2 separate regions of the Homo sapiens genome follow, and region 2 is linked to region 1. The links are chromatin loops, found by intact Hi-C in ENCODE. Cell type or tissue: K562. All regions are shown on one strand. Each heading gives the region's core, and the rest is flanking DNA. Links, peaks and the distances in the headings are about the cores only.

Evidence for each region. A loop is a pair of places that touch in the nucleus more often than their neighbours do. Peaks named below come from ENCODE experiments on the same cell type or tissue, not always from the same donor. Only the 100,000 strongest peaks of a DNase experiment are listed, where the experiment ranks them.
Region 2: it touches region 1 in a loop (2.5-fold over the local background); 2 of 110 quality-filtered maps call a loop at or near these places.

Annotation. Positions count from the first base shown.
Region 1 is chr10:126,156,494-126,165,509 of GRCh38, reverse strand. All of the region lies in intron 3 of ADAM12 (ADAM metallopeptidase domain 12), which reads left to right. Among named protein-coding and RNA genes, the nearest start is that of FANK1-AS1, 190 kb to the right of the region's middle. RefSeq lists enhancers at 2,666-3,166, 7,264-7,764, 7,765-8,265. In K562, for the core only: a CTCF peak has its summit at 4,065; no DNase peak of the experiment used is centred there.
Region 2 is chr10:126,298,000-126,307,015 of GRCh38, reverse strand. All of the region lies in intron 2 of ADAM12 (ADAM metallopeptidase domain 12), which reads left to right. Among named protein-coding and RNA genes, the nearest start is that of ADAM12, 86 kb to the left of the region's middle. In K562, for the core only: a CTCF peak has its summit at 3,967; no DNase peak of the experiment used is centred there.

The DNA.
Region 1 (9,016 bases), core at 687-8,686:
AGAGTCTCTTTCAAGATAAAGTAAGGAAGTGCGTATCAAAAGCGAATGCCCCCGGCTGGGCACCGTGGCTCACGCCTGTAATCCCAGCACTTTGGGAGGCTGAGATAGGTGTCAGGAGTTCAAGACCAGTCTGGCCAACATGGCGAAACCCCATCTGTACTAAAACTACGGAAAATTAACCAGGCGTAATGGTGTGTGCCTGTAATCCCAGCTACTCAGGAGGCTGAGGCAGGAGAATTGCCTGAGCTTGGGAGGTAGATGTCGCAGTGAGCCGGGATCGCACCACTGCACTCCAGCCTGGGTGACAGAGAGAGACTCAGTCTCAAAAAAAAAAGTGAATGCCCCAAGGCCTGACACCCTGTGAGCAAACAATGAACAGGGGCAGGAGGAAGATGGCAAGATGATGAGGGCAAGGCATTGAGGGTGGTGGCCGCGATGCTTTGCTTTCATTCTTTAAGATGAGAACCCAGACCATGAGTTCTTTACCAGGCTGTGATAACTTGTGCCATAAAAAAGAAGCATAAATATTTGCAAAGACAAGGTTCTGAAAGAAGTTTGAGCAAAGTTGAGATGTGAGAAATACCAGATGTCTTCGATACTTCTTTTTCATTTTTCTCCTCTTATTTTATACCTCAGTATACTGGTTTTACAGAGAATCTTTCAACTGTCTGATCTTTTCATAAAATAGTCCAGAAAAGCCAATGATAGCAGCATGAAGATCTTCATGATTCCAGCTAGTCTAGAGTTTCTGCTGAAAACCAGAGTGAGTGTTTTCAGAGGATGCAGGGTCCGGTCTGGGTGCATACCGTTTGCCTTCCAGATCTTTTCTCTATATTTATTTACCTGTGATTGTGGAATGGACAGTTTTCATTAAAGGATATCATTTTAGTAACTTGGAAAATCCTGATCATGATTTTTAATTATGATCTTTATTCGGTGCTATGTTTTGTTAAAGCTCTTGGCCCTTAGTCCCACATATGAAAGTATTTGTAGCTGTATTTCCACATTCTAATAAAAGAAATCCATTACCCAAATTTACATATGAATGATTTTGTAATTTGTGGAATGATGACATGATAAAGTAAATCTTCAGCAAAAAACTCGGTTGGATGCTTTGTTCGAATACCAAATGGATCCACCAGGAAGAAGAAATCACTGAAGCCTACATTGCCTGGCATGATTTAATTGCAAAGAGTATCTATACTGCCTGCTGGTGTTAATTGACAAACAAGAACTGTCTTGTGACACTTTGGCATGGCATGAATATGCTGTACAGAATAATTAAACCCTCCAACAATACGTATGGTCTTCAAAGAAATAATAGGAAAAAGTTGACATGTCATCAATGAGTTTTTTCATATTCTAAGTAATTGATGCCAATCTCTTACTTTTCTTTCCCTGTTTCCCTCATTTAAGCAGTTTGAAATTGATAACATGTTGTCAGCATTGAACTGGATGACCGGAGAACATTCAGAATTCTTGAAATAATGAAGGAATGAATGAGATTGTCCCCACCCCATACCCCCTGTATGATCAGTGTAAGCAATTTGAAGCATATTTCTTTTATTTTTAATTGATCCAACTAGTTCTGACACATTCTATCCAGATTGGGTTGCGTTTCTATGATAATGATTCAGTTTCTCATTCGTTTATTTATGAAGCACTTCTTCTATGCTAGGCATTGTGCTAGGTTTAGAGGTGTTGTTTCTGCTTTTTAGCTCAACCCAGTGTGGGAGGAAGACAAGTAAACAAGAAATAAGGCCGAATAGGGAAAGTCTTGTTACAGAATCCTGGCAGAACACAAGAGAAAGGCTGATTCACTTCTGGGGCCGGGGGGTTTCTTTCAGCTCTCCCATGCTTTGGAGTGTAACATATGTTATCTTAATGAAATCCATCTCATTCAAACTGTGTAACTAAATTATATAAGGGTAAAGTTAAAGTTGGATAATTTCAATATTGATCTGAAAGCAATTTGGAGGTCATTCATGTTTTGAGTCAATACTCAAATCATTTCAGAAATGCAGGACATTTTATCAGGAAGAACTTTACCTACATGGTAATATTTTCATGCAAATTCTAAATACTCGTTTTCAGCCAGTATGTCCAAAGATTTTGAAATCAGAAAATACAGTACTCGGCCAAAAAGGATGGGAGTCTACTTGTCCTCTCTAAATGAGGGTGGACACCATGTGTCTCCAAACCGTAGGAGTCACCTGCTCCCATGACGTGTCCAAGAAAGAGAACAGCTCTCAGCACTGAGCATGGCTGGATTAGGACATTCTTGCGTTGCTATGAAGAAATACCTGAGACTTGGTAATTTACAAAGAAAAAAGGTTTCATTGGCTCACGGTTCTGCAGGCTTTACAGGAAGCATAGCATCGGCATCTGCTCAGCTTCTGGGGAAGCCTCAGAAAGCTTGCAGTCATGGTGGAAGGTGCAGTGGAAACATGTACCTCGTATGATGAAAGCGGGAGAAAGTGAGAGGAAGGGGTGGGAGGAGGAGGTGCCACATGCTTTTAATTGACCAGATCTTGCAAAAACTCATTCTTACGAAGACAGCACCAAGCCATCAAGGATCCGCCCCCACAATCCAAACACCTCCTACCAGACCCCACCTCCAGCTTTGGGGATTACAATTCAATGTGAGATTTGAGTGGGGACAAGTATCTAAACTACATCCATGGCTAAGACTGAACTCATGTCTCTTCTCTCCTTTATGAGTGACCCATCTCTGTTGACATCACGCAAGAGTCCTCAGTCTGTTACGCAGTTCCTGATTCTGGGCCCCCCTGAATTTCCCATCCAGTTGTGTCCTGGCCTGGTGCTCTGTATGGACGCTCACACCAGCCTCCTTGCTAACCTTCCTGGAGCCTGTATTTTTCTCTTTCCCCTCCAAGTCTCATCTGTGTGGCTGTCAGAACCACCTGTGGCTCTGAAGCTTGTGTCTGCTCAGGTCCCTTCCGTGTTTGGCGGCTCTGCATGGCACAGGATAAAGTCAGCAGCATTGGGCAGCATGTAGGTTCTGTCCCCAGCCTGCCTGTCTCAGCAGCAGCGGGTCTCCCTGCCTCAGGCCCTGCGCCCTGACCACCTGGCATCCGTGTCATTTCCCCTCCCCTCTGCGCGTTGCCCGCTAGCATGCTGTTTCTGCACCCCCATGCCTTTGAGGATGCAGTCCCCTCTCGCTGGAATGCTCTCCTCCCCATTTCCCATTCCTCTCCTCACCTTTTCCCCACCAGCGCAGCTCATTCTTCCCCATCTTTCCCGGCTCCCTTGGGCACCCCCTCCCCAGGCTGACTTCTGGGTTGGAAGCCTTTCCTGGGGCTCCAGCAGTGCTTTGGGCGTGTCCCTGTCATGGAGCCCTGACCACTCTGGGTCTGTGTCCTTCAGCAGTGGGGCCTCCTGGAGCATCTTATTCCCATTGTGCAGCATGCTAGATATTGTTTAAATGAGAGAATATTTAGGTGTCACGTGTCATCCCACAACAAACGGCAAATAGCAAAATCAACTCCTGGCACAGTTAAAATGCATTTTACTTCCTGGTATTGAGAGAAGCAGAGTGCCTTGTTAGATCGCCTAATCTAATAAGCAGAGAAAAAGAATGTTCTCATGAAATTATGCATTCACCTTCTGTTTTCATTTGCTGACGTAAGATAGTCCATCTAATTGGATTTTCTCTTTGGGGAAATCTGCAGGCTCCAAGGCCATTGCTGTCACATTTCCAATACTGCCATTGTCCATCCACCCCCCTTAGTTCTCTCCAGGGGACTTTGACTCCCGGCCCCTTTTAAATTAGGCACACATCTTAGAAAACCTCCATCCAGCGCCTTCTCAGTTTCATCCATGCTCCCTGGCAAGTCATGGTGCTGGAGAAAGATGTGGGACGTGTATCACCCAGGAAGGAGCAGAAAGCCCGAAGCAAAAGGGGCAGTGCCTGCCGCATGCTCCTCAAATTCACTTATTCTTTCACGTATTCATCTGCTCAACATGTAATGTATTCAGCACTTAGCACAGCACCTGCAGCAAACACTCCGTCAATATTGCTTGACCATCCTGTAAGGTCTGGTAGCGCCACACAGTGGTTAAGAGCACAAATTCTAAAGCAAAACCACCCGGACACTGTCATGGATGGCATGACCTTGGGCAGGTCATTTGACCCTGCTGTGTCTTGGTTTCCTCTTTTAAATAGGGATTAAAAAAATAATATCCATGGGCCAGATAATATATGGATTAAATGAGATATCAGGGGCTCAGCACAGTACCTGGACCAGGGTGTGTTTAGCAGCTATTAATGCTTACAGCCAGGAGGAGGTGCAGGCTCTCTGCAGGGCTGGAAGTGAGGGAATACAGCGATGACCAAGGAGCCCTCCTGTGGCTCACATTCTTGAAGGTAGAGATAAATAAGTAAGGAGACGCATAAACAAAATAGGAATACCAGGCAGAAAACCAAAGGAGGACTGCGATGGGGGCTAATAGTGGTGATGGGGCTGCTTTAGATAAGAGATCAGGAAAGGACCCTCTGGAGAGACAACACTGAAACCAAGAGCAGAAGGATGAAAAGGTGCTGGCTACATGAAAAGCCATGTAAAGAATGTTCCAGACACGGGCACAGCAGGTGCAATGGCCCTCAGAGGGAGAGGATCTGGAATGTTCTAGAACCAACCAGAGGCCAGTGTTGGCTAGAGTAGCATGAGCTAGAGGGAAAAGTGAGCACAGTGTGGTGGCAGGGTGGGCAGCATGAGGTTGCAAGCACCTCGGAGGCCATCGGGAGGCGTTGGGATTTCACCCCAGGGCCAACAAGAAGACACTAAAGAGTTTTAGCAGGGACAGCAGCATGATCTCCAAGCAGGACCTGAGGAAGTCAGAGCAGGGAGCAGGGGCACACAAAGCCCTGCATGGTGGGTTCATTCCCAAGGGTGTGGAGCGCATGACACCTGGAGTCTTGGCTGCAGAAGCACAGATTCCTGGAAGGGAGAGCTGGGAAGGAGTTCCGATATCAGGTCATATTGCTTCTCTCCATCTCTCATTCAAACCCCTGAAAGAAAACCAAGGAAGCTGCCTGTTTTTCCAGCTCATAGCACTGGGGCTGATCAACAGAAAGCCCATCTTCAGTTTGGGGCTTTTTTTTGGAGAGGGGGGAGTTGGTATTTATTTAGGTATTTAGCTATTTAAATGGACATATCATTGCGTGTTTTTGTTGGGCACACCATGTTGTTTTGAAGGAGATAGTTGAATCTAGCTAATAAACAAATGTATTACCTCCCAGTTACCATTTTTGTGGTGAGCGCACGTAACATTCACCGCCTGCATTTTGCAAGACTCTGTTGTATGCTGAGCATGAATTTTTGCTGGCTTTCCTCCTGTTCCTGTCTTCCCCTTCCCCTTCCCCTCTCTTGTCTTCAAAATATCTTGAGAAGATACAATGTACACAAGTGGTATGACTGCATCTTATCTGTAAATCAACATTTCTTTTCCAGACTGCATAAGAAAAACTCGAAAAGGAACATATCATTTAGTGCCTCAGCAGCAGTGGGACATGGTCAGGGCTGTAAGCACAAGCCCCTGTTCCACTCTCCTTAGACAAGAGAAGACATAACACAGTGCTTAAGAACTCTCCAGAGCTCCAAGCATGACTGTGGTTGTATTTCTGCTTAGCTCCAATGACACTTGGATGATGATGAGGAGCAGTGGGTAGTTTTAGGGCTTTGTATTGCTGTTCTGAGTCACATTTCAAAACCTTCTAATTAATTTTACTGCTGTTTAACCCTAAAATTACTCTGTCCTCCAGTTTGCTGACAGTTGTCTATCAAAAGCTCGTTTTCTCTAATCCCCAGCTTTCCTGATGGACTTTTCTCTCCCTCATACGTAAAATGACTTTTCTCCTTGGCCATCTGTCCAAACCAGCTTTCAGTTAAGCCTGGTCAGAAGCCTTCGAATGATGTATCTTTGTTCTACAAATGTCTGCACCCATCACTCCCCTTAATATTAGGTATCTATATACCTTGTTCATTCAAATAAGATTTCAACATTGTTAAGACCTGAATTGCTAAAATATTAATAAAGGATGTGATAGAAGTACAAGTACATAGTAAATAATATATGTAATAATTAATATAACTTAATCTACATTAAATTCTTCCTTTCCTTTCTCTGTAATATTTAAGCTGGTCAAGTGTGCTCCTTTTTTTTTTTTTTTTTTTTTTTTGATGGAGTCTCGCTCTGTTGCCCAGGCTGGAGTGCAGTGGCATGATCTCGGCTCACTGCAAGCTCTGCCTCCCAGGTTCACGCCATTCTCCTGCCTCAGCCTCCTGAGTAGTTGGGACCACAGGCACCCACCACCGTGCCCGGCTAATTTTTTTGTATTTTTAGTAGAGACGGGGTTTCACCGTATTAGCCAGAATGGTCTCGATCTCCTGACCTCGTGATCTGCCCGCCTTGGCCTCCCAAAGTGCTGGGATTACAGGCGTGAGCCACTGTGCCCAGCCGTGTGCTCTTTTTTAAGACTATTGAGGCCACTATGGGTTCTGGCTCAGTAGAGAATAGGCTGTGTGCATCCTTAGCTGCATCTTCCATGCTCTGTGCATCCCCCCTCCATGCTCTGTGCATCCTCCCCACCATGCTCTGTGCATCCTCTCCCCATGCTCTGCGCACCCTCCCCACCGTGCTCTGTGCATCTACTCCCCGTGCTCTGCGCATCCTCCCCACCGTGCTGTGTGCATCCCCACTCCATGCTCTGCTCATCCTCCCACCCGTGCTCTGTGCATCCCCACCCCCATGCTCTCCGAATCCTCCCCACCATGCTCTGTGCATCCTCTCCCTGTGCTCTGTGCATCCTCTCCCCGTGCTCTGTGCATCCCCCAACCCATGCTCTGTGCATCCCCGCCCCATGCTCTCTGCATCCTCCCCGCCTCTGCTCTCTGCATCCCCACCCCCGGCTCTGTGCATCCCTGCCCCATGCTCTGTGCATCCTCCCCGTGCTCTGTGCATCCTCCCCGTGCTCTGTGCATCCTCTCTCCGTGCTCTGTGCATCCTCTCCCCATGCTCTGTGCATTCTCTCCCCGTGCTCTGTGCATCCTCCCCGTGCTCTGTGCATCCTCTCTCCGTGCTCTGTGCATCCTCTCCCCATGCTCTGTGCATCTTCCCATGCTCTGTGCATCCCTCATGCTCTGTGCATCCTCCCCTCCATGCTCTGTGCCTCCCCCTGTGCTCTGTGCCTCCTCTCCCGGTGCTCTGTGCATTCTCTCCCTGTGCTCTGTGCTTTCTCCCGTGCTGTGTGCATTACCCCGTGCTCTGCAGATATGTCCTGTGTTGTGTGTATCCCTCTGTGCTCTGCATCCTTCTGCCTGTTCCTCTGCAGCTTCACCCATGTCCCCTCTCAGCCCCATCCCTCCAGTTATTCCCCTCAAGTCCCCGTCTCTGGTTTTCACATCCCGCCTCTCTGCTTCCCTTTGGAACTGTGCTGTGGAACATTCGTTCACCTCGCCTGTCACCTTGACCTGGGCTCACCTGCTGCATCTCCATTGTCAAGGTCACCAGACTCCTCCACCATCCTGGAGCTCTCTACCTATGACTAAGGACTACCCCTTCTTCACACTCTTCTCTTCAGGGCCCTGTCACCTTCCCACTGCCTTGCCTGCTCTCCTTCCCCTCTTCCTCTCCTTTGCTCATGACTGCGTGACAGGGCCAGGGTGCCCTGTGAATGAGCCTGCCCAGGCAGCCCCTCTGGCAGCTCAGAGGAGGTGAGCTTAGAAGACAGGGGTTTCAGAGCTCAACGCTGCCAAGGAGGGCAACTTTCTCTGGCACGACATGTGCACTGCTGAGGAGAGTGAGGGGCAGCACTTGGGAGGCCCACGTGCCTTTGCCAGTGAGTGTGAGGGCCCGTCTGTGTTTTATGTTTTCCGCACACTCTCTCAAACACTCGCTGTTAAGTAGACTGCAGCGGAGACCTGCCATCGGGGTCTAACTGATTTAAGCCAGGCATATCCTCAACATATTGCAATCCATGTAAAACAAGGAGCTGACTCTCAGTTCTGAACTTGGCTGGGAGCAGGTCTAAGAACTCTGACTGTGTAAGGAAGTGCTTCTCATCTCTGACATTTGCATATTCCCGCTGCTTTTCCTTCCCTGCCATACTGATCAGGACTCTGGTTGCAAAACCCAGCTCCAGCCAGCGTAGGCAGAAGAGAGGGACTTATGAGGAGGAGGAGAGGCGGAGCAGGCCCCATGGGCAACAGGTCCATCTCCCTCTCCCTGCCTTTTGTCCCTGCCTGAGGGTGACAGCTTTGTTCTCTCTGACTAGCTTTCTCCTGAAGTAAGGGACCAGGATGGAGGTGGTGGCCACATTCTCAGAGCCTTGAGAACAGAGAAGAAAGACGTCATCCCCAGACATCCCAGCTCAACATGCTGTAGGGAAGATTTGTGATGGGCTTAGCTTGGGTCACATGTTCATCTCTGGATCAAGAGTGGAGGAGCACCCCCCCACACACACACACACAAAACCAAACGGTGTGAAGAGTGGAGAGTGTCTTCCTCTGAAGACAGGAAAGGGCAGGCAGCACCTTCACCATCCACAAAGTTCAGTATTTAAAGCAACTCTTGACTCCCTGTTGTCCAGACACAGAAAACCCAGGTTCTGTTTAGAGCCTTTCTCTGTCTTCCACCAGCCCAGCTCCCCAGACTCCAGGCCTTTCAGGCCCTGACCTTGACATTATCTGCCAGGATTTCCCCTCTCCTTCCACCCTGTCCTGGGCCTGGCCGACTCCTGCTCCATCGTTAGGGCCCAGTAGTTGTCGGATCCCTACGCAAAGCCTTTCCCTTGCAGGATGCTCCACCCAAAGCACATCCACGCACCCAGAAGTGTTACTGCTGGAGGATGTCCAGGTTCTTGGTGTTTTGAACAAAGAATTGGACAAAATGCACAAACAAAACAAGGAAAGAATGAAGCAACAGAAGCAGAGATTTATTGAAAATGAAATTACGCTCCTCAGGGTGTGAGGGGGCCCAAGCATAGGTGCTCAAG
Region 2 (9,016 bases), core at 712-8,711, 140 kb before region 1:
CGGTGAAAAGTGTAACTACATATAACTGGAATCCTATAAGGAAAGGAGTGAGAGAGACTGGGAAAGAAGCAATGTCTAAGGAGATAATGGCTGAGAATTTTTCAAAAGTTATGACTAATAGTTAATTATAATTTCAAACTCATTTAGCCCCAATTAGAGTAAATGCAAAGAAAACTTCATCTGAGCCCGTGATAATCAAACTGTTGAAAGTCAAAGTCCAAGAGAAAATCTATTAAACATTCAGAGGAAAAAAGACTTTCAAAGGAGCAAAGTTAAGACTGGTGGTTGACATTTCAATAGAAACCGCCAGAAGAAAATGGAAAGATATCTTGGAAGGTCAAGATGTAAGAAAAACTGCCAATGCAGAATTCAAACTGGGAGAAAATTCTCTTAAAAATGGAGGAAAAATAAAGATATTTAAAAACCAAAAGCAGGTGATAAAATTCGTCTCTAACAGAATCAAACTGTAAGAGCTATGAAAGGATGTCCTTCAGGTTGAAGGAAAACGATGCCAGATAGAAGCATAGAACTATAGAAAGAGCATAAGAATGTAAACATATTGGTAAATATAACACTATTAACTCTTTAAAACAATAATGCAAGATATTTAGGGCTTTACAACATATGGATAAGTAAACTATGAATAGCACAAAGGGAGGAACAAATAGAGCTCAACTATTATAATATTTTTGCTTATTCTGAAAACAGTAAAGATACTAAGTTAATAATAAGTCTGGGATCCTCATTTTTATCTCCAAAGTAGGCACTGAAAGGATGACAGTAAGATATAAGAAGCTGCTATAAGAGAAAGATGAAATAATAAAAATATAAAGTTTATTTTAAAAAAACAGGAAAAATAAAATACTAATACACAAGAAAATAAGTAGAAGGATGCCAGACTTAAACCCAGCTCTGCAGGAATTATAGTAAAATTAAATGGAAAAATTAAAAAACAAGGATTATCAGATGGGGTTAAGAAACCAAACTCCCTGTATATGATTTACAAGAGATACACTTTAAATGTCAATACATACAGAAATGAAGTATATATAAATATAGAACTTCCTACAGGAATCAAGTAAAAGGAGAGAAAAATATATATGCCATGCAAGCAAACACATCAAAATGAAGCTGACCAGCTGTAACAATATTAAATATAGTCGATTTAAGACAGGAAGTTTGATGAGAAATAGTCCTATCTCATAATAATAAAATGAGTCTACTAGCCTGGTCATAATTCTACTCAGTATCATTTTCCTTCAATCTGAAACACTTGCTTTAGGATTTTTTCAAAATATATACCATAGAAATTTGTAGAATTAAAAAGAGAGAAAACCATATCACAGTGGAGATTTTTGTAAAAATAAACTTTGAAGTAAAACAATAAAAAGATAAAATACACATAAGTGGACAGTTTAATGAATTTTGACAAGTATATACACCCACGTAACCGTCACCCAAATCAAGACATTAAATATTTCCCTCATCCCAAAAATATTTCTTCATAGTCAGTTCCTTTGTAGTGTTCCTTTTCAATCAGTCTTTCTTATCAACTCTGGCTTCAAGTAACGACCAATCTGTTTTATAGCACTAAAGATTAGATTTCTCTCTTCTAGAAACTCATATGTACGAAATCATGTGATTGTACTCTTTTGTGTCTGGCTCCTTTTGATTAACATAATGCTTTTGAAATTCATTTGTGTTGTTGGTATCAGGAGTCCATTTCTTGTTATTGCTTGAGTAGTAACTCATTGTTGGATATTCTGCAGTTTGCTCATACATTCCCCTGTTGATGGATATTTGGGTTGATTCAAGTTTTGAGCTATTAAGAGTAAAGCTGTTATAATTAACTCTGTGTAAGTCACTGTGTAGAAATATATTTTTATTTCATTTGGGAATATACCCAGGAATGGAATTCCTGTTTCAAGTGTTTAGCTTTCTAAGAAATTGCCAAATTGTCTCCCAAAGTCTACCATTTTACTTTCCCGCCAGAAATATATATGTGTTCTATTGTTTCTATCCTCACCAAGGTATACATTATATGTCGGTGGTGGTGGTGATTTATAATTTACACTTGGTATATTCAGTCTTCTTCAACTCAACCATTATAATGGTTGGATATTGGTATCTCATTGTGGTTTTAGTTCACATTTCCCTGATATTTCATGAAATTGACCATGTTTACATGGAACTTATTGGCCATTCAAATATATTTTTTTTTTGTAAACGTTCAGATTTTTTTTACCCATTTTTACGTGCGTTAAGGTGATTAACAGTTCTTTATATATTCTGGATACAAGTCGATTGTGTAGCAAATGTTTTCTTCAACACTGTGGCTTAACTTTATATTTTCTTAATGGTGTATTTTGATCAGCAGAATTTTAAAATTTTGAAGTCCAATTTATCAAATAGTATTTCATCTTCTATAATATATCATTTACTGCTCTTTGCTCTTTCAGTTTTAATCTATATGCATTGTTATACTTATAGTGGGTTTCTTGCTGACAGCGTGTAGTTAAGTCTTCCTTTTTCACTGCCTGTGACCATCTCTGCCTTTTATTTTGGAGTATTTAGATCATTTATCTTTAATGTAATTATTAATATGGTTGGCTTTTTTGAAGTTGCTGTTCTTTATTTTCTACTTTTCCATCTGTTTGGGTTTTTTGTTTTTCTCCCTCCCTCCCTCCCTCCCTCCCTTCCTTCTTTCCTTCCTTCCTTCTTTCACTTCCTTTTTGTTACCTGGTTTTGGATTTTTAAAAAATCAGTATTCTAGTTTTCTGTATGTTGGTTTCTTAGCTCTTTGTCTCTATTGTATTATTTATTTGTTAACTAATTTATTACTTTTGGGTGTTTGTGTGAGGCACGGCCTTTCTTAGAGTGTTTCATCGTAATCACAGAAGACAGAGAAAAATGATTGAGTGTCTTTCTCAATTCTCCCAAGGATGATGCATAAGTAACACCATTCTAAATGCATAGGAGAGACATTAATTCATCATATATGATGGATGTGTTAAGGTATTACAGCTCAATCTCTGGAGGAGGTCTGATCAAGAAAGACTGTGAAATTTATAGTATGGTTCTATAATGTATTCATAGTCTACTGTCAAATAATAGTATACCACAGTGGGAGAATTTAAAAATATCTTCAGTCTAGGATCTTTGCCCTTCTGTGAACCAGCCAATTTGGTGTATAATATGATGGTGTTCTCACAATTAGGACAAACAAGGTGAGGCATCACCTTACAATGAATTAAGGAAGCCAAACCCACCACAGGTAAAGAGAGGCTTTGCTATGCAGGGTTAATCTGTCTCAAAGCTGCTCTGTGGCTAGGCCAGGATTCAAACATATTGCTTATTTCCCTGTCCTGTGACCTTCTAAAGCCTGTGCAAAAATTATTTTCCTTTACCACATTCCCTGGTTTTGCTCAAAGCATATCTCACTTCAAAAATGCCCAAGAGCCAGGAATAGGGTGATTTTCTTAATTGCCCTGAATGCTCTGTGTGAATCTTCTCCTCTCGGAAAGTAATTTAATGACCTGTCTTGGGAAATGGACTGGGATCCCTGTACAGGCTATTACATTACTCTTTCTAATAGGATTTCTACAGCGATTTAACTCTTCCCACTAATCACAAACAACCAATTTAATAAAAGGGAAAATGACAGTTTTGCTTAGAAAGCTGTACAAACATGTTTGCGCTTTTCCAGCACAATGACAGCAGCAATAAAAACAGCTGTTGTTACATTGGTGATATACATAGGATAGTATGAGCAACTGGAAATACCAAAAGGATTGAAAGCTCCCAGTGATGAATGGGGATTTTACGCATGTAAAAAGGAATATCGATGCTTCCCAAAACAGCAATGGATCACATTGTACTTTAACACTACTTTCAAGTAGGTAAAAATGTTTCACACATCAAATATCAAAAATGATCAAATCAGTCCTGTCTCCCTTATTTTCCTCTGGGTGTCAGTGTCCTCCCAGGCACCCAGCTCCCTACTTTGCTCCATTCTTGAGTTCTTTTTTATCCTTAATGCCCAGCCTGTTCCAAAACCATGCCCCCTCTTCCTTTGTTCCCTTCTTTTAAAAGTCACTTCTTTTCTGGCGTCACTGCCATTGTGCTCAACTAGTGAAAACTGGAAGTACTAAAGTCTTTACTGCATTATGCCTCAAAAATACACACAGGGCATTTATCATTCTGAAATGACACAATTTTGGTAATGGTACGTGTAGCCTATTTCCAAAACCTTTTCCTTTCTTTCTAAATGTTATTTTTCAGGAGTGATTTATAATTTAGCATAATGAAACATCCTCACCATTGGTGGTTTCCTTTTAAAAAACAATTGAATACAAACTGACTCTAGACAGGAGACAACTGTGCTTTTGTTTTAAACTTGCAGAGATCACTTCAAGCTCTTCAGACGTCCTCCCCTTCCACCCTCCTGTAGCTTAGACCCCTGCTCATTATCCTAAGTGTCCTCACGAAAGGGGTGAAATCTTCCCATCTATCTGTGTTCTTCTTTCTTTCTTCTCGTCATCATTTCTGTTTTTGCCGAAACACATTGATCCCATTCAAAGTATCGTATAATAAAAGACCAATTACTTTCTAAAAAATGCTGACTTTCCATTTTAGTCCAAATGCCTTGAGATCACACACAAAAGGAACACAGATTAGAAGCACATCTGGGATCACAACAGGAACAAGTTAGTGAGAATTTAATCTGAGCCCCCATCTTGTAAAAGGATAGTCCAAAGGCTGAAGGCTTAACTTGCAGAATTTGGCACAGAAACAGACTTGGTGAAGCAAAATGAACAGTTTGGACGGACAAAACCCTGGGGGTGGGGTTGGTGGGGTTTGAGGAACAAAGAGAGAAAGCCAAACGATTATTTGATTTAAGCATCAGAATTGGATGACCCTGAGAATCCCTCTGGAGAACACACTAAAGATTGTTTCTCCAGAGAATGTCGAAATTTTAGATAAGACCAGGATGTTTTTGTATACGATTTGGACTTGAAAGTTTTATTAAGTGGCTCAAGCTGTCCCACGGTCATGATACATGCTACCCATATATGTTCCATGAATTTGAAAAGATTAAGTAATTAGGCCCCAGGCTCAGAGTATAAATTATGATTTAAGGAGGCAGAGTATTAACTACGCCTGGAAGTTAGGGAGGATGTAAGAGTATGTATAAAGGGCAATGTCTGCAATCTGGATGGGAAGAGAGTAGACCAATGTGTTTTTGTCTTCTGAGTATTTCTTAGTGGACTCGTAATGGTTGCTGCCTTTTTATTGCTTGGGATTAAATATAACCTTTGATGATCATCCTCAAAGCTTCTTACCAGCTGGTCACATCCTACAAGTCTTGACCTCCTATAAATACAACCTGCTTCTCCAAAAATCCACTGATTCAGCTATGTCAGCCACCCCACCCCTTACCCCATGTTCCTCATTTAGCCTAGAAATGTGGAGGTTCTTCTTTCCTTATTCTTCCTTTAAACAAGAACTGAAGGCCTAACTCTCAGGAAACCTCCCCATATTAAATGCACTGCCACCTAATTTCCAGTGTGTCTTCATTTGGGGACTGAATGAAACTATGCTCACCCTGACATAGATTGAATGTAATTACATTTTGGCAAGTTTTCTTCCATTCAAAGGTGGTCTTAAAAAGAACATAACACATCTGTTTGCATATATAAATAAAATAACAAGGGTGGGAGCTGTGTAAGCCAGTGTGTTGTTAGCACTTACAAGGTTATAGACCATCTGGTTAAATGCAGCTATTCAAGAAGAAAAATTTAAACCAGGGTTTCTTAGCGATGACACTGTTAACATTTGGACTGGGTTATTCTGTGCTGGGGAGAGGGAGGGTACTGTCCTGTGCATTGTACAATGTTTAGCGGCACCCCTGGACTCTACCCACTGGTTGCCAGTAGCATCTTTCACCCTGTTGAGACAACCAAAAATGTCCCTAGACATTGCCACATGTTCCCTGGGGGGCAAAATCGCCCCAAGTTGAAACCACTGATTTCAACCAACCTATTTAAGTCGTTGCTTATTTTGAATACTTGTTTTACATTAAGCAAATCAAACTGAAAAGACCTGAGGACAGAAAGCTTCAAGCTGCCTTAGAAGTTGGTCTTTCTCATCATGATATACTAGTGGAATCTCGTGGAATACTCCGGCAATGTTAATCTGTGGACATGGGAAGAGTTAACACACTCAACCTATGTAGCCTTTTACGTCAGGGTTTTAAAGGTTACATTAATTTTTCTGTGCAGGATTTTATTCTCCAGTAGGGTCAGGTTTTTGTGTTTCCTATTAATTAAAAAAAGAAAAGTGAGGTCATATGGTAATAAGCTCTGTGGTAAATAAAATTGGGCTGTTATGTTAATAGCAGAGATAATGAAACAGTACTTTCATTTAACAAAACCGTCTTTTTAAAATGTGTCTTGGCCGTAAATTATCTATACACCCATGATTGATTATTGCTGTATAGATATAATTTTTCCTGCAAGTTGTTAAACAGTAATGCAGATATATGCAGAATTATTGCCAGGGTTTAGGAGGATAACTCTTAGCTTGGAGGTACTGAATTTGGTAAGGGGAAGAAGGAAGGAGAGTGGTCTGGCTGCAGAGCCCCATGGATACTATCAAAATTGGCCTCTTCCCCCCTGTTTATCAGTGGGGGACCAGTGCCCAGGTCCTGTCAGGTGGGATGGGATCAGGCAGGTGGAGCAAAGTGGTAGCCTCCTTCCTTCTTTCCTGGGCCACATTAGAGCTTTAGCTTTGACCCTGACCCCAGTTCTTGGCCAGGGCAAGAGGACAGTAGCTGTGTATGATTTGGGTAGCATCATTAAATGGTTGAAAATTCCAGTGGGATTCTTCTAACTGCAGAACGTTGCATGCTCGCATCTTAAGAAATAGAAGGTCACACGATCCATTTATGAATTCAAGATATTTTTATTCTACAAAGGTAAAAATAATAGGAAAGAAAGTGAAAAGGAATACTTCGAAGATGGTGAAGAGACTGACGGTGATATGAGGATGTCAGAGAAAAAAAGTTGAGTGGGGCTGGGCCAGGTGGCTCACCCCTGTAATCCCAGCACTTTGGGAGGCTGAGACAGGCAGATCAACTGAGGTCAGGAGTTCAAGACCAGCCTGGCCAACATGGCGAAACCCCGTCTCTACTAAAAATACAAAAATTAGCCAGGCGTGGTGGTGGGCACCTATAATCCCAGGTACTTGGAAGGCTGAGGCAGGAGAATTGTTTGAACCCAGGAGGCAGAGTTTGCAGTGAGCCGACATTGCGCCACTGCACTCCAGCCTGGGCAACAGAGTGAGACTGTTAAAAAAAGAAAAAAAAAAGCTGAATGGTAATAGCAATAAAATATTAGACAGTAACATGGGTAAATTCAACATGAGCATTCATGTATGTGACTTTTTAGGGGTGGGGGAGTCAAGGTTGCTTAGTAGAAAATTCCTGGCAAGGAAATAGATCCAGGGTTTGGCTCTGCCATGTAGGAGCCAGGTAACCTTGGGCAAGTTGCTGAACTTCTCTGAGTTTTCCTTCTTTGCCTATAAAATGAGTGTCTTCATCTCTGTGGCCCCAGAACTCTGTATAGTGCCTTGCCCATAATAGATGCTCAACAGATTTGTTGAAAAAATGAGAGAAAAGAATAAAGTGGACGTAGCTAGAAGAAATCTGGGCTAAATCCCTAGTGACTGAAGTTCCAGGCAGGCATGCCGAGGCCTGGGGTCATGGAATCTTCTTCCAGTTAAAAAATATGTTCCTGGAAATGAAGGCATTGAAAGTGGATATGTGCTGTGTTTAAACTGTTGTAAACTTATTCACTGGGTTCTGTTTACCTCCTCTCTTTCTCATTTCTGTACCATGCCTTTAATATTCATTTAGAGGTTCCCACATGTTAACCTTACCGCTTCATTCCTTCCTACAATCTCCAAGCAGCTGTCAAAAGTAATATTCCTCTCTCCTGAAGAAAAGTCCTTAGTATTTCTTTAATGCAATCTGCGGCTGCTGAATTCTCTCAATTTTTGCTTGTCTGCAAATATCTTTATTTCACCTTTAATGTTAAGAATATTTCATTTTTTAAAGGATATTTCATTTTCAATTTTAATCATACAGAACTTTAGGTGACAATTGTTTCTTTGAACCATATAGTATATTCTTTTGTCTTCTGTGGTGTCATTTGTCAGTTATTATTGCTCTTTTTAATATACCGCATCTTTCTTTTCTTTGTCTCTGTTTTTCAGCAATGTTACTATGATTCTTCTAGGTGTGGCTTTTCTTTTTCATTTATAATACTTTGGATTCGTGATTTTTTTTATAAAAGTATGTGACTTGATATCTCTTCCCAATTTTGAAAAATTCTTATTTTCTCTTCAAATATTGCTTCTGAGGTTTTCTCTTACCTCCTTTGCTGGGTCTCTAATTACATATACCTTTCACCATGTCCCATATGTCTCTGAAGCTTTTTTCTGAACTTTCCAGCCTTTTATCTCTTTATGCTTTTGTCCTGCATATTTTCTTCAGACCGATTTTTCACTCTACGATTTCTTCCTTCAGCTGTGTTTAAAATGCCATTGAACCTATTCATTGAGTTGTATTTTCCAGTTTTTAGAATTTCCATGTGGCTCTAGTTCTCTGCTGACTTTTCTGTTTTTCAATTTCTTGAACATATGAAGTGTGGCATTTTAAATTTTAAATTCCGCTTCTGAGTTCCTTTAACTGCATCTCCTATAGGTCAGTTTCTATTGCCTGTGGTTTTTTTCTTGTATTTCAGTCTTATCTTCTCGGTGTTCACTTATGCCTGGTTATTTTTGGAGTGTCAGACATTGTATATGGGCAGCTTAAAGACAAATTGAGCCGCTAGATGATGTCATATGGTTGGTTGGTGCCTAAGCTAGGGGCACTTGTGATCAGTGACTGAACAGGTCTCAGGCTTTGTGAAGACTGATCTACTTCTCATTCGCCCTCTCTCCTTGGGTATAGCAT